2 separate regions of the Mus musculus genome follow, and region 2 is linked to region 1. Evidence: chromatin contacts called from ENCODE POLR2A ChIA-PET data. All regions are on one chromosome and are shown on one strand. The core of a region is the stretch at or near the end of the contact, and the rest is flanking DNA. Distances in the headings are between cores, read along the strand shown. Region 1 holds the start of Plekho2 (pleckstrin homology domain containing, family O member 2). Region 2 holds the start of Oaz2 (ornithine decarboxylase antizyme 2).

Region 1 (7,361 bases), core at 3,841-6,340:
AGAGTCAGAGTCACCTGAGTACTAAGCGCTTAACCATTCTTCTCTAACACCTAATGAGAGCTGAGGACATAAGTGTGGAAAGGAAAATTTAAACACGCCCTATTTGCGAACTGCTATGCTGAAGTTACAGGTACCCTTTGGGGCGCTGAGAGTGAAGGAGGACAGTGGAGAAAGGATCAAGACAGCATCCGAATCTAGAGGACACGAGAAGGAAATCAACACTGACTAATTTCAGCTACGTTATAATTTACATAGAGTTCCAAAAAGGGGCCCCAGTTAAGTGGCACGCCTCTCCCCAGAGATACCCTGTGGCCACAGATGTCTTTGGAAGGACAAGCCCAGGCAGATATAAGTGTGGTGATCTGTCAGGAGCTGGGCAGGGCCTGGCTTTTCTGTCATGGCACTTCTCACTGTGGCCTTTCTATCTCCCGGAACACATTCTGCTTCCCTGGGACTATAGGCTTTGGAGCCCAAGTCACAAGGACCAGAGGCAAGTGACGTCACCTCTTTCTATGTCTCAGTTTGTTCACTGGGAAATGGAGACGCTAACAGTTCCTGTAAGAAAGAGGAATTCATCTTGCTTTTCTGCCTTTTGACTAACTAAGATCAAGTTTATACAGGGCTTCCTGAGGGTAGAGGGTTTTCTTGTGAACTGCTGTCCCACTGCCTAGACTGCCTGGCACACAGCCAAGGGCTTGATACATGCTTGTTACTAAATGAAGCTAAGGCACGTGAGCAGTTCCTAGGATACCTTTAGCTTAGTAATTGGCAGCTGTCACTCCTGTTACTGTTGTCCCTGCCTATCACTGCCACCCTGCTTTGAGTCTCAGGAACCTTCTCTCCTGATGTGGTGGTTCTCAAATTTAGATGGAGAGCTGCTCAGCTGCATCTACTGGCCTCAGATCTCCAGGAGCATAGGATGATGTCTCTCTTCTGGTCTTCCCTCTGACTTGTGGATAGCAGGAGAAATGGGGAAGTGGGCTGGTTCCAAATGATCTTCCTGGATACAGGAATGAGGAAGTGGGGATGCTGGACAGCTAGAGCTACCCTGCCACGGGAAGAGAGAAGGACTTCAGGGCTCTTTGACAAGAAGGTGGAAGTTCGATGGACAGTGGTGGCGCACGCCTTTAAATCCCAGCACTTGGGAGGCAGAGGCAGAGGCAGGTGGATTTCTGAGTTTGAGGCCAGCCTGGTCTACAGAGTGAGCCCTGGGACAGGCAGGGTTACACAGAGAAATCCTGTCTCAAAAAAAAAAAAAAAAAAAAAAAAAGACCATGGAAGTTGTCTCATTCTATCATATATCCAATTGCCTCTTCCTGGCTCATAGGAATGTTCTAGGTTCCCAGAGGCTATGGGATGCCAAGGGACCTATCTCTCAGTGACGGGGGCAGGCTGTCACAGGGTTCAGGACTGAAAGGAGAAAGCTATGGAATAAGAATCCCTATGCCCACATTGCACGGCTCTATCAGCAATACCAGCACTGCTGGCACCTCCTAAGCCCTAAGCTCTCAGTGTCTCCCGAACAAAGCTGCTGTTCACATTTCCCACCTCTGAGCACCAAGTTTTTCTTCTGATCCCACAGAGTCCAACCCACCACCCCACATTTTAAGAAGGACCACACATCCCCGTGATCTCCCCTACCTGCCACCTCCAGTGCCTGACATGTAAAACTTCACATCAGCTGGAAGCTCTAGGGGCCAAGGCTGGGACTTCGGCCTTGATTGCTGTCACCTTCGAACTCTAGGAATGCACACCAGTGCCTAGCGAATACCAAGCCTAGATTAGCTAGGGAAGCTAGGCTAAGGTCTGTGAGGATGGGTGGGACCAGGAAGGGACTGGGCAGGAGCTCATTTTGGGATAGGGGAGGGGACAGCTGAGGGGTTACAGATGGAGTAAAGCAAAGCCCAGGCATCCTATGGGAGGTCTGGCTAAAAGCCAGGGTCCTACTTGCCCCCACGCTCCACCCAACTCAATCCCTGCCCCTTAGACCTCCTCCCACCAGGGGGCTGGCTACACCCCAGTAAGTTTTAACAAGGCACCCCTCCCCTTGGCAGGACTCACAGGGAAGGTTTTGTCTTGCTCAGCCCAGTTTCTCCAGCGCCTCTGTTATTGACCAGCTGACCACTGTTTCTGTCCCCCTCCCAGCCAACCTCAGCGGGCATTCTCCCGTCTATTTCAGGGCAAGCGGCTCCTGAAGTACCCAATGGCATCAGCCTGCCTGCCTAGGCCTGACACAGGAGTGTCTCAGGGCTATTTTCTTTTACAAAGCAAGGGGGGAAGGAGACTGACCTTGTGCAGGAAATGATTAGATGAAAAGCTACGACAAAGTTACAACAGACAGAAACCAACAGAAGCCAACTCTCCGAGTTCAAGGCCAATCTGGTGTACATAGGGAGTATGAGGCCACCAGCCAGGACTATATAGTGAGACTTTGTCTCAAATTTAAAAAATACACAGAGGGGAAATAATTCAGGCCCTGGCTCAAAGGATCTTCCAGGCTAATGAAGACAGAACACAGCCTGCCTGTGAGAAGCTTCAGGGGGGCTAGGTGGCTATCTCCCGCTTGAGGGGGCTCTTGTGTGCTGGGAAATTCATGGCTCTTACCCTGAGGGATTTCCCCCATCCCAGCTTTCTGCTGGGACAAGGGCCTGGAGTTGGTGAAGAAGTGCTTTGGGAAGGTAGGTGTTTGTGGAGAATTAAAGGCAAAAAGGTACCAAAGTCTTCCTATCGCCATGGTGCTGGAGAGCTGGCGCAGAGTTAGGAGCGCTAGCTACTTCTTCCAGAGGACCTGGGTTCAAGCTCTGGCTCACAAACATGGTTAACTCCAGTTCCAGGCTATCTGATGCCCTCTTCTGGTCTCCATAGGCAAGTGGTTCACAGAAATGTATACAGGTAAAACACACACACACACACACACACACACACACACACACACACACACACACATATAAAACTTCACATTCTTAACCCCTTTACCACAGAAAGAAAAAGCACAACAGTAAGAACTAGAGCCCAGCCCAGTGTCACAAAACCAGCACTGCCACAGGACACTGCCATGACTGTCTCAGTAAGGATGAGGACAACAGTGGGCAGTCTAGAGTCAGGGAAAGGCATGGCTTTGAGAGGGTAGTGGAGCAGAGCTAAGGTTTCCAACCTTACCCCACAGTCAGCAACCACCACCAGTGATATGTTTGGTTTTCAAAGCTTTTGTACACACATTATCAAATTTCTAGATTCCCCTTCTCATTTTATAACTGGGAAAATGAGGACCAGAAAACGCAGGTAGGCAGATGCTCGAACCCAAACTAGCTCTCCTCCAAGCCTCAGCCTGACAGGGACCAACCATCCTATATCCTATACAGAGGCTAAGGGAGGCTGGCCTCAGGGGTGGCTGGCATCCAGGAAGTGCAAAGCAGGAAGGCTGAAGACAATTATGTGAAGGGAGATGAGGTAGCCTGAGGTCAAGGGCAGATAAGTAACCATGATTAAGAGGTGTTTTAGAGATGGATGGATACAGAGACACAGGCGAACACGTGAACTCTATCAGCAGGAATCGACAAGAGTCAGGGGTACCAAAGAAAGGACAGGCACAGAGATACCCTGACTGTGTGGGTGAGACCTGGGAGTTCAAGGGAGGAAGGAACATGGACAAGACTTTAATGACCCAGATACTTCAGGAGTTTTTGATATCTGGGAGTCACAAAGTAGCCATGTTAGAGATTAGGGACCAGAGGGAGAACAGGGCTGACTTTGCTGAGCCCAGGAAGCCCCAGGAGAACTTCCTTTAACTGGGGACCAAAGCAGATCAGGAGATGGAGTAATTCTGACCCACATCCTCTGGGAGCACGGGGAGGGGCTTTGGACAGAGAGCACAGCCATTGCAGGAGTGGAACCGAGGGCAGGCAGCCGCCATGACAGCAAGGAAAGAAACCACAGCAAAACATAGTGGCCTGACTTTGACCCCTACCTGTACCCACTCTGAGTGCAGGGACCACAGTTAGGTCTAGCGGAGGAGGGTAGGCCCTGTGTTTCATAGAAGAGGAAACCCGGGCTGAGAGGGGAAGTGACTTATCTACCACCTCACAGAAACTCGGGGTCTAGCCTAGAGGGAACAGCCAGCCTTGCAGTGACTCCAGGAAATACGCAAGTGCTCACTGACAGGAATACGGATGGCTGAGCTCACTGAAGGCTCCCCAGCTGGCCTGGGTGGCTACAGGAGGGAAGGCTTCATCTTCTTCCCCGCCCTTCAAGGGATAAGAATGTCTTCTTACTCGTGCAATAAGTGACTGCTGTATACTGAATACTTGGATAACGAGAATGTGGCCAAAATCTAGTTTGTATGCAGAGGGCAGAGGAGGCCCAAGGGACGTTGCTGATCCAGTCCTTGCTACCGGGAGACTCAGTTGACCTGACCCTTCAACTAACATCCTCTGATAGACACAGCTCAAGAGCACTGGGAACTCTGAGATATTTACACAAGGAAGACAAAAGCAATTTCTTCGTTCCTGCCATCAGGCTCCGTTACAATCTCAGATTTCTTGAAAACAGTGACCCAGGACCCTGAAGAACTTCCCTCCCCTAACACACACCTCAGAAGCAGACCTGGCTGAGGCAGGCAAAGAAAGCCAAGAAAGGGTGTAACGGGATTCAAGCACAGCAACCCTGTCTACTTTCAGCAAGTCACCCAACTCTCCAGAGCCTCAGTCTCCCCATCAATCCAATGGGAACCATGACAGGCACTGTTTCCAGTTGGTAAGAAACGCCCAAAACATAACTGAGGATGCTGTCGGCGGGATGCAGACGAGACCTCCATCCCGCCCCTACCCCATTGGTCCAGGTTCTGCTTGAAGGGAAGGACTGTGCAGAAAGACCCGTGGAAGTAGGACGGGCAGCACCCGAGCCCAGCACTCTTGTTCCGTCTGGCCCAGCCCTCGCCCTCACCTCCTCCTCCATGGCGAGTTTGCAAGGTCCGGCGGCTTCGCCGCTTACTGCTGCCCGCGTTGCGCGGGCTCCGCTTGCTCCATCTACGCGCAGCCGGGCGGCGGCTTGCTGTCTTCTGTCCCGCCGGGCGCCCGGGGCCCAAGAAACTTCGGGGGGCGGGGCTGGAGCCGGGGAGGGGCTTCCGGGGGCTGGGGGCGGGGCCAGGGAGGGATACAGCGGCCTCCAAGCCCCCGCCCGCAGCTGGGTGAGGAGCATGGCCGGGTGGGGGGTTCAGGGGCGGGGCCAGGGCGGATCCTGGGCGGGGCCTGTCTTCAGCTCCGGGAATGGACGGAAGAACCTAGGCGGAGCTGAAGTAGCAGGAAGAGGGCGGAGAGAGGTTTCCCGGACCAAAGCAGGGAGAAGGACTGGGAGGGGGTAGAGGCTAGGGAGGTGGGGGATACGGAGGGGGAGGGGGCTTCCGGCCCAGAGGCGGAGGCGAGGGATGCTGGCGGGGTGGGGCAGGGCGGGGGCGGGGCGGGGCGGGGCGGGGGCGCGGCTGACCAAGCAAGCCCGGGAGGCAGTGGGTAGCTGATGCCTTTGAGGTTGCCTAACCCAGTGGGCCTGGGTTGCGGGGGACTGGATCCAGCTGCCAGGGCAGTTCAGAAATGAGTACACAAAGAGGCTCGTCCCCTTTCTTCCCCCAATTTGAAGTAGTGGCTATGGTCTTCGGTCTGTGGAACTTCAGGGTGGGGCCGGCCATGAGCTTGGAATTTATGACCAGAATCAAGTTTGGACTCGGTTCCTTAATAGAGGGTCTCTGAAATCCCAAACTCTGTGCTCTCCTTTCCCTCGTTCAACCCCTTTCTGGTTCTCATGTTGTGAGCCGACTCCATCACCCTAACTCCCTTCGGCCCTGACCTGACCACGTTGCTAGAGAGTGAAGAAACCCTTTAAGTTCTACCATGTACTTTTATTTTTATTTTGAAGAAACAGGCTCGGAGAGTGACTGTCACAGCCAAACCTCCAGCATCCCGCGCGCGCGCGCACACACACACACACACACACACACACACACACTATCTTTCCTAGTCAGGTGTGCTGCATGCTACAGCACCCAGAATTTTGTGCTTGTGGGATAGATTAATGATGATCTGTTTTGACTCTGGGTGACCTAACCTCAGCTACATCAGTTGACCAAACTTCTCTTTCACTGCCCTCTGCTGGCCTTTGGGCTCAGGTCCTTTTCAGTTCAACGTGAAAGAGGATGGAACACACTGCCCCTCGTGCCTGGAACTGGTCCTTACACCTAAAGGGTGGAGAGGGGTTGTGAGATGACCTATTGGTTAGGAACACTTGCTGCTCTTCCAGAGGACCTGGCTTTGATTCTCAGCACCCACATCGTGGCTCACAACTGTCTGGAACTCCAGTTCCAGACGATCCGAGGTTCTCTTCTGGCTTCCTCGTGTACCAGGGATGTAAGTGGTGCACAGACATAACTGCAGAAAAAACACTCATATACATAAAATAATTTTTTTTTTTTTTGGTTTTTCCAGACAGGGTTTCTCTGTGTAGCCCTGGCTGTCCTGGAACTCACTCTGTAGACCAGGCTGGCCTCGAACTCAGAAATTCGCCTGCCTCTGCCTCCTGAGTGCTGGGATTAAAGGTGTGTGCCACCATGCCCGGCAAATTAGTTTTTTTTAAGGATATAGAAAACAGTGTGCCAGGGCCACAGTGTTGAATAACAGTTTCCTCCAAGATTGAAACATTCCATCCTGCACAGAGTTCCTTGGACAGGAAGATAAACAACTCAAAATAAAATCCCACTTGTACAACTCAGGAGGCAGAGGCAGGCAGATTTCTGTGAGTTCTATGAGACCAGGCCAGCCTGGTCTACAGAGTGAGTTCCAGAACAGCCAAAGCTACTCAGAGAAGCCCCATCTCTAAAAACCAACTAATGAAACAAACAAGCAAGCCCCATCTCTTGCTGTTTGGAGAACAGCTTATAATTAGAGTGAAACTAGCCATCTATTGCTGTGATTTCGGGTAGAGGTGTGTCATGGTTTGAATATGCTTGGCCCAGGGAGTGGCACTATTTGGAGTTGTGGCCTTGTTGGAGTAGGTGTGTCACTGTGGGCATGGGCTTTAAGACCCTCATGGTAGCTGCCTGGAAGTGAGTATTCTTTTTTTAAAGATTTATTTATTGATTATATGTAAGTACACTGTAGCTGTCTTCAGACACTCCAGAAGAGGGAGTCAGATCTCGTTACGGATGGTTGTGAGCCACCATGTGGTTGCTGGGATTTGAACTACAGACCTTCGGAAGAGCAGTCGGGTGTTCTTACCCACTGAGCCATCTCATCAGCCCCGTGAGTATTCTGCTAGCAGCCTTCAGATGAAGATGTAGAACTCTCAGCTCCTCCTGCACTGTGCCTGCCAGGATG
Region 2 (6,654 bases), core at 1,693-4,192, 96 kb after region 1:
GGGTTTCTCTGTATAGCCTTGGCTGTCCTGGAACTCACTCTGTAGACCAGGCTGGCCTTGAACTCAGAAACCCACCTGCCTCTGCCTCCCAAGTGCTGGGATCAAAGGCGTTCGCCACCACGCCTGGCCAGCAAGTAACTTTCTTGCTGTAGAAGATGAATCAGTGAACATTAACAGACAGTAATTTTCTTCACCATAAAATAAAAATTAAGGGCAGATGGTGGTGCTGCGCGTCTTTGATCCTAGCTCCTCAAGAATCTGAGGCAGGTGGATCTCTGAGTTCGAGGCTAGCCTGGGCTACAAAGAGAGTTCCAGGATAGCCAGGGCTACACAGAGGAACCCTGTCAAACAAACAAACAAACAAAGAAACAAAGCGGTTGTAAAAATTAGTGCTTTAGGAGCTGGGGAGATTCCTTAGCTAGTACCATGACCTGAGTATGATCCCCCCCCCAATAAATGAGTGCTGGTTTGTTCTAGCTCTTGGAAGATGGGGTTTCTAGGGGTTTTGTGAGGGAAGGTGGGGATCCCAGCCAGCATAGCTTACTTGGTGAGTTCTAGGTCTCTGTCACTCACTCCATCAACCAAGTAGCTGACGCCTGAGGAATATGTCCTCAGGTTGCCCTCTGGCCTCTACATGTACACACATACAGCCCAGATGCACCTACACACACATGAATCTATACACACACACATACATTCCGTCCAACCTCACAGAAACCCACAGAAATGCTTAGTACATGGTTGGTATCATTGTCATCATGTGCTCTTAGTATTTGTCAACTGATTAATCACAAAGTGGTTTCTTTTTGGTTTTGTTTTGTTTTCTGAGACAGGGTTTCTCTGTATAGCCCTGGCTGTCCTGGACCTCACTTTGTAGACCAGGCTGGCCTCGAACTCAGAAATCCGCCTGCCTCTGCCTCCCAAGTGCACCACCATGCCCGGCAAGGATTTCTGTTTTTTTTCTTCTTCGAGACATGATTTCTCTGTGTAGTCCCAGCTGTCCTAGAACTCACTCTGTAGACCAGGCTGGCCTCAAACTCACAGAGGGCTACCTGTCTCTTCCTCCTGAGAGCTAGAACTAAGGGAATATGCCATTACTGCTCTGCTGAGGTTTTGTTGTTGGGAGCTCGGGGATCGTTTGAGACAGTTTTTCTCTGTGTAGCCCTGGCTGTCTTGGAACTATGTAGAGGCTGGCCTCAACTCAGAGACCTGTCTGCCTCTGCCTCCCCAGTGCTGGGATTAAAGGCGTGTGCCACCATGTCCAGCAAGGTGAGCCAGAGAACAGTTCTGAATATCTAAGGATAACCATGACAGTTCTTTTACCACTTCAATTTTTGTTTTAAGAAAAAGTAAAACGTAGTGTGAAAGCCCCATCCTTCCTTGGTATCCCCATGATCTGAACACTAAAATCTTGTGTGTGCGACAGAATCCTTAGGTCCCAAGGGGCACTGTAGCTTGGCAGTGGAGGTCATGTTGACCACTGCATTTTGGAGTAATACCAAAGTGAAAAAGTACAGGTTTTTCAAGCTGTCTCTTCTGCGTGTTGCTTTCTTTGCAGTGTCCTTCAGACTGAGTACTTACCTCATATTGTGATGGCCTCTCTCTCTGGACAGATTGTGACATCCAAGGTAGGTACATTGCCTGGCCCATTGTGGAAGCTTCCTGGATTCCTGCCCATGCTAGAAGCACATAGTATGTAGCTATTTACTGAACTTTGACTAAATGAACGGATGATTTGAGGTGACCACTGTGGTCTGAGAGTGCATCCTCTCCCTTTCCCTCTGCCCCACCTCTCTCTCTCTCTCTCTCTCTCTCTCTCTCTCTCTCTCTCTCTCTCTCTCCCCTCCCTCCCCCACCCCCAAGATAGGGTCTCACCATGTTACACTAAGCAGCCTGGAACTTGTTGCCTGCGTACTACAAGCTGGCCTTCAACTCACAGAGCCTCACCTGCCCCTGCTTCCTGGGTGCTAAGATAGATAAAGGCTTACACAGTCTCTACTGACTGCAGTCTAAGTTGACTGCACAGGTTTGACAACTAGGGTTCTCCTGTGAGTGTGGCTGGGATTTGGGGGTGTGTGTACATTGCTGCCTGGCCTCTGTGATTAGAGGGCCAGGTAAGACAGTGGCAGTGCACTAGGTGCCTTGCATGATCGATTGAAGCAGCTTGCACCGATTGGCTGGAAGCCACTGTCATTGTACTATGAATTGAAGGAAAAGATCTGTGGGATTAGATTCACACTGGAAATGGTGCTACTCTATGAGGAGTATTCTTCTATTTCAGATTTTGTTTTGTTTAGTGACATGGGTTTACAAATACTATTCTCCGGTTTCGGTTTGGCCACACACCAAAAGCAGCAAGTGCCCAGTGTGGTGAGGCACACTATTTCCAGCACTTGGCAGGACAGGAAGTAAAGGAAGGAGGATGGGGGTTTCCAAGTCATCTTCCAGTGAGTCTGAGGCTAGCCTGAGCTACAAAGACTGTATCAAAAAACAAACAAAAGGCAGACATGAACGAGTGGAGAGGGCTCAGCGGATAAGAGCACCGGTTGGTCTTCAGAGGACTTGGGTTCAATTCCCAGCCTCTACATGGCAGGTCACACTGTCTGTAACTCCTGTGCCAGGGGATCTGACATCCTCATATAGAGATACATGCAGGCAAAACACCAATGTGTATAAAAAATAAACATACATAAATGATTAAGAAAGAACAAAAGCAGAAATGAAGACTGGCCTTAGCCAAGCAGAACCTGAGTTCCTGGCATCGAGAGAGACCTCTTTCCCCTCTTCTCCCTGGCTACCGCCCCTCTTCCCGAGATGATAGCTTGCCCTTAGTACGCCTGCGCCCAGGCGGGGCGGTGCTTCGCCCTTTGTTGTGGGCCCCAGTTTCCCAGGACACCAAGCGGCGCTGGGTGGGGCTATGCAGATGAGGTACTTGGGGGCGGGGCGGTTGCGCGGCGGCGGCCGGGGAGGGTCAGTTGGAGGCAGGCGCTCGCTGAGGCAAGAGGAGGGCACTCGGCCCGCGGCCTGACAGGGACTTAGCCCACAGAGACCGGCCCGCGCGCGCGACCCCACACCCACCCACTCGTCCACCTACCCACTCCCCGCGCCGCCTCCTCCCACCCTGAGCAGAGCCACCGAGGATGATAAACACCCAGGACAGGTAACGGCCCGGCGCAGGCTCCCCGCCCCCATCCTCCCTCCGCAGCTCCAGAGGCCTTCGCACCCCCCCCCACCCCCGCAGCCTGCCCCCAGCCCCCAGGGGGCTCCATCCGCTCCCACTGTTCCTCTCGCCATCCCAGCCACTGCCACCCGAGTCCTGAAATCGGGCCTCCTTCCGTCCTTTAGCCCCCTTCCTCCAGCCCTGCCCATCCCCCTCATCCGGGTTTTCTCCTCGCCCGGAGCCCCCCCCCCCCAAAAAAAAAAAAAAACCTGGACATAGCCAGTCAGTCGCTCCGTTTTCTTAAGCCCAGTGGGACGGTGCCCAGTCCCCCATACTGTGGGCTTTCTCCCACAGATTCCCCGAATTGGTTCTTATCTTCCCTAAATCTTTCTTACTCCTCCACAAGTCACTTAATCGCTTTAAATCCATTCTCTAGTGAAAATTGCTTCCCAGGCAGACTCCTCTCAGCCCTGCCTGGCTGTCCCCAAAGACAAGCTCTGTCCGGCAGTTCTCAACTCAACCCTTTCCCCCTCTTCCCACCTCCTTGGGATGTGCAGTCCCACTCTCTTCCCCACCCTTCTCCAGGTAGGCCCCATTTTCCTGTCTGGGAACCCCCACTCTTTATTTCTCTAACACTATGGAGTCCATTCCTGCCCTCCAGCCTGTTTTTCCAATGATGTTGCCAACACTCTTCTACACACTCTTACCCTTTAAACACTACAAAGTCTCAGTTGGTACTCATCTTACCGCCCCCCCCCTTCTTTAAAATCATTACAATGCCCAACTTAGTCTCTCCCCTTTCCTGGGAAGATCATTAAGTGCTACCCCCTTTTAAATTTCACTCCAGGGCCTCCAAAACCAGATCCTGGGCCTTTGGAAGTTACCTACCTCAAGACCCAATCCCTGTTTCCCCCAGGATTTGAAATGCATTATTCTTTTGAAATGGTGTGGGTTTCTTAACTTTCAACCAAAGTAGGCAGAAGTCATCCCTTTAGTTACCCTCCCTTTTTCCATGTCCTCAGATATCCCACATTTCTGTCCCAGACAGACGCTCTTCTCCAAAGCTATTCCAGAATTTTCTGATCCCTCAGGATTTGTAATGCCACTTGCTTATGTATTATCTTGGCTTTCATTAGCAATTCAGAAATGATTCCTTTGCCTTCCCCTGTAAGGCTCGGTGCTAAACCCTCCAAAACTTTTTTGAAACCCATTCAGTCCCCATACTAGATCTTTTATCTTCACATTGGACTTTTTATAGCCTCTGACCTTGAGTAAGCAGATCCTTTCCTTAAACTGTCAGGATCCCTCCAAAACCAGATGACTTCGTCCTACAAGTCATCTTTCTTGTGGCTGTTTACATAGGGCTCTGCCACTCAAGGGTCCTCTGGAAGCTTGAGCTCCTTTTTCACCAAGTGATCTTGATACTCTCGATTTCCTACTTGATGCTTCTTCCAGCTCCATCTTTTCTCCAGCTGTGTGTTCCTCACATTTCAGTGTGTCTTAAACCTAGCTAGACAAACACAAACCAAAAAACCAGTTATCTGTTCTTTCCTAGATTGCTCCAAATGGCCTAGGGTAGGGCCTGATAAGTGGTGTGTATTTTAAAGCTCTCCAGTTCTCATGTGGAGCCTGGGTTGAAAAATACTCTCAGCCCAAGGAGGCCTTAGCCTTTCTTTATTCCTGCAGTGTTAGCCCCTCTAGTGACAAGTGACTTCTTGGTCTCCTTCTGTTCAGAAAGAAACTTTTAGTCTGATAGTGATGGTGTGCACGACTGTGATCGTAGCACTCAGGTGGCAGAGGCAGGTGGATCTCTGAGTTCAAGACCAGTCTGGTCTATAGATCAAGTTCTATGACAGCTGACAGCCGGGGCTGCACAGAGAAACCCTTTATTATTTTATTTATTTTTTTAAGAACTCTTCTTTACCTTATATATTTATTGCTCCAGTTTTGGCCATTTCTATTCCAACTTCATCTTTTCATATAGGAACCTCACTCACTCCCGATTTCCTGGCTTGTTAAGGTTGTGCTTGAGCCAATGTCACCAAACTACCAAACCTTTGCTGGTAGTCCCATCCTCCTTTTCCCTTTTCCCTTTCTGAGACTCTCCATCTAGGTCCCCAGAGCATTCCATTCTTTGAGTCTATCTTCTTTAACCCAGTCCTTCACAGCTCAGGAGGTGGAGGTGGGTTTATCCTTGGATGATGCAGGATGCAAAAGGTGCTGTTGTGGTCCGGAAGATTGTGTGTGCTGAGGATGGAGAGCAAGGTTGGGGAGTATGTGAGATGGGTTTTTTTTCCCTGGGGTTGGAAGTGGGGCATTTCAGCGGTCATTCTTAGGAGTCCTTTGGACTGATTGGGTCTAGGTGCCAAGTCCTTTGCAGCTTGCGCCAGAGATTTGAGTATTTGAGACCAACACTTAAGGACTTTCACGACCTGAGTGTGAGCTTTCCTTGAGTTCTAACTGTGCCGCACTTAGCCAATGTGCTTACATGTAAAGAGTAGGGGGTTGAGTTAGCATAACTTGGAAGGATTCTTTCAGCTCTGCCTAAGTGGCAAAACAGGCTCACTTGTCTCCAGGGCCCTTGCTTTAGTGTGTTTGTAATTTGAGGGGCTTGGCTGTGTGAGGCAGGTGGAGGGAGGAGTCAGTTGGCCTGCCAGGGCCTGGGCAAAAGCTGGTCCTTGGATCAGGCTCTTCTCCTTTGGCCCGGGGGTGGGGTGGGGTGTACAGGGTGTCTGGTTTCTTTGCTTTATGGCAGTCTTGTTTCCATAGTGTGCTTCCCAGCTTCCCTTCTCCTGTGCTGGCCCTTAACTTTCTGAACGGAATCCTGTTGGAGTCTTAGCTGGGGTTCTGATAACAGCCGGAAGTTCTTCCCAGGCACTGTTGGTATTTTTAATGTGCACTGTAGGGAGCTGGCTGAGAGTTTAGTTCCCATTGGGTGGGGGATGGGCTTTCCAGCTTCCCTTGCTCCAGTGAAAAATTCAGGAGAGGGAGGCCTACTTCCCTGGAAGAAATAGTTGTGGAGGAGCTGGCAGTGTTTTGAAAACAAGGCTCTTCCTTTCTAGCAGTCAGATTATATCTCCAAAATGTCAGAATTCCTGATGGTGGGGGAAGGAAGAAGAGCAAATACAAGACCCCTTTATTATGTGCTTTGAACAATAGGTTTACATTGAAGAGGATATCAAGTTTTGTTACCTTACCTTTGCCTGGATTTGTAGGGGCTGGGACACAGTATCTGTCTAGGGCTTGCTTGGTACCCTGTGACAGTCGAGTATGTAGAGTATAGTCAACACTGGCTTGGTTAGCCATATTATAGTCAATCTATATGATGGGCTCTAGAGGAAAACATTAGGCTCCACAGCCTTGTTTTTTGGGGTAGGGAGCTCCCAAGAACATTTTAGGGGCTACCTATAGTATTTTCACTGCATGGCTTCCTCTGTAATGGAATTTCTGTCTCTTTCCAAATAATTTGATATTGTTAATTCTCCTTTCTCATC

The links. ChIA-PET counts read pairs that join two places held with the same protein, here RNA polymerase II (POLR2A).
Region 2: POLR2A ChIA-PET joins it to region 1 with 16 read pairs in embryonic stem cell. The contact joins the promoter of Oaz2 here to the promoter of Plekho2 in region 1. POLR2A ChIA-PET finds 5 or more read pairs at or near these places in 4 of 5 experiments (Patski and embryonic stem cell).

The regions. Positions count from the first base shown.
Region 1 is chr9:65,574,997-65,582,357 of GRCm38, forward strand. It overlaps Plekho2 (pleckstrin homology domain containing, family O member 2), which reads right to left and starts at 5,091. Exons shown (of 6, transcript NM_153119.3): 1 at 4,942-5,091. The coding sequence starts at 4,953.
Region 2 is chr9:65,673,606-65,680,259 of GRCm38, forward strand. Oaz2 (ornithine decarboxylase antizyme 2) reads left to right here and starts at 2,943. Exons shown (of 5, transcript NM_010952.3): 1 at 2,943-3,160. The coding sequence starts at 3,141.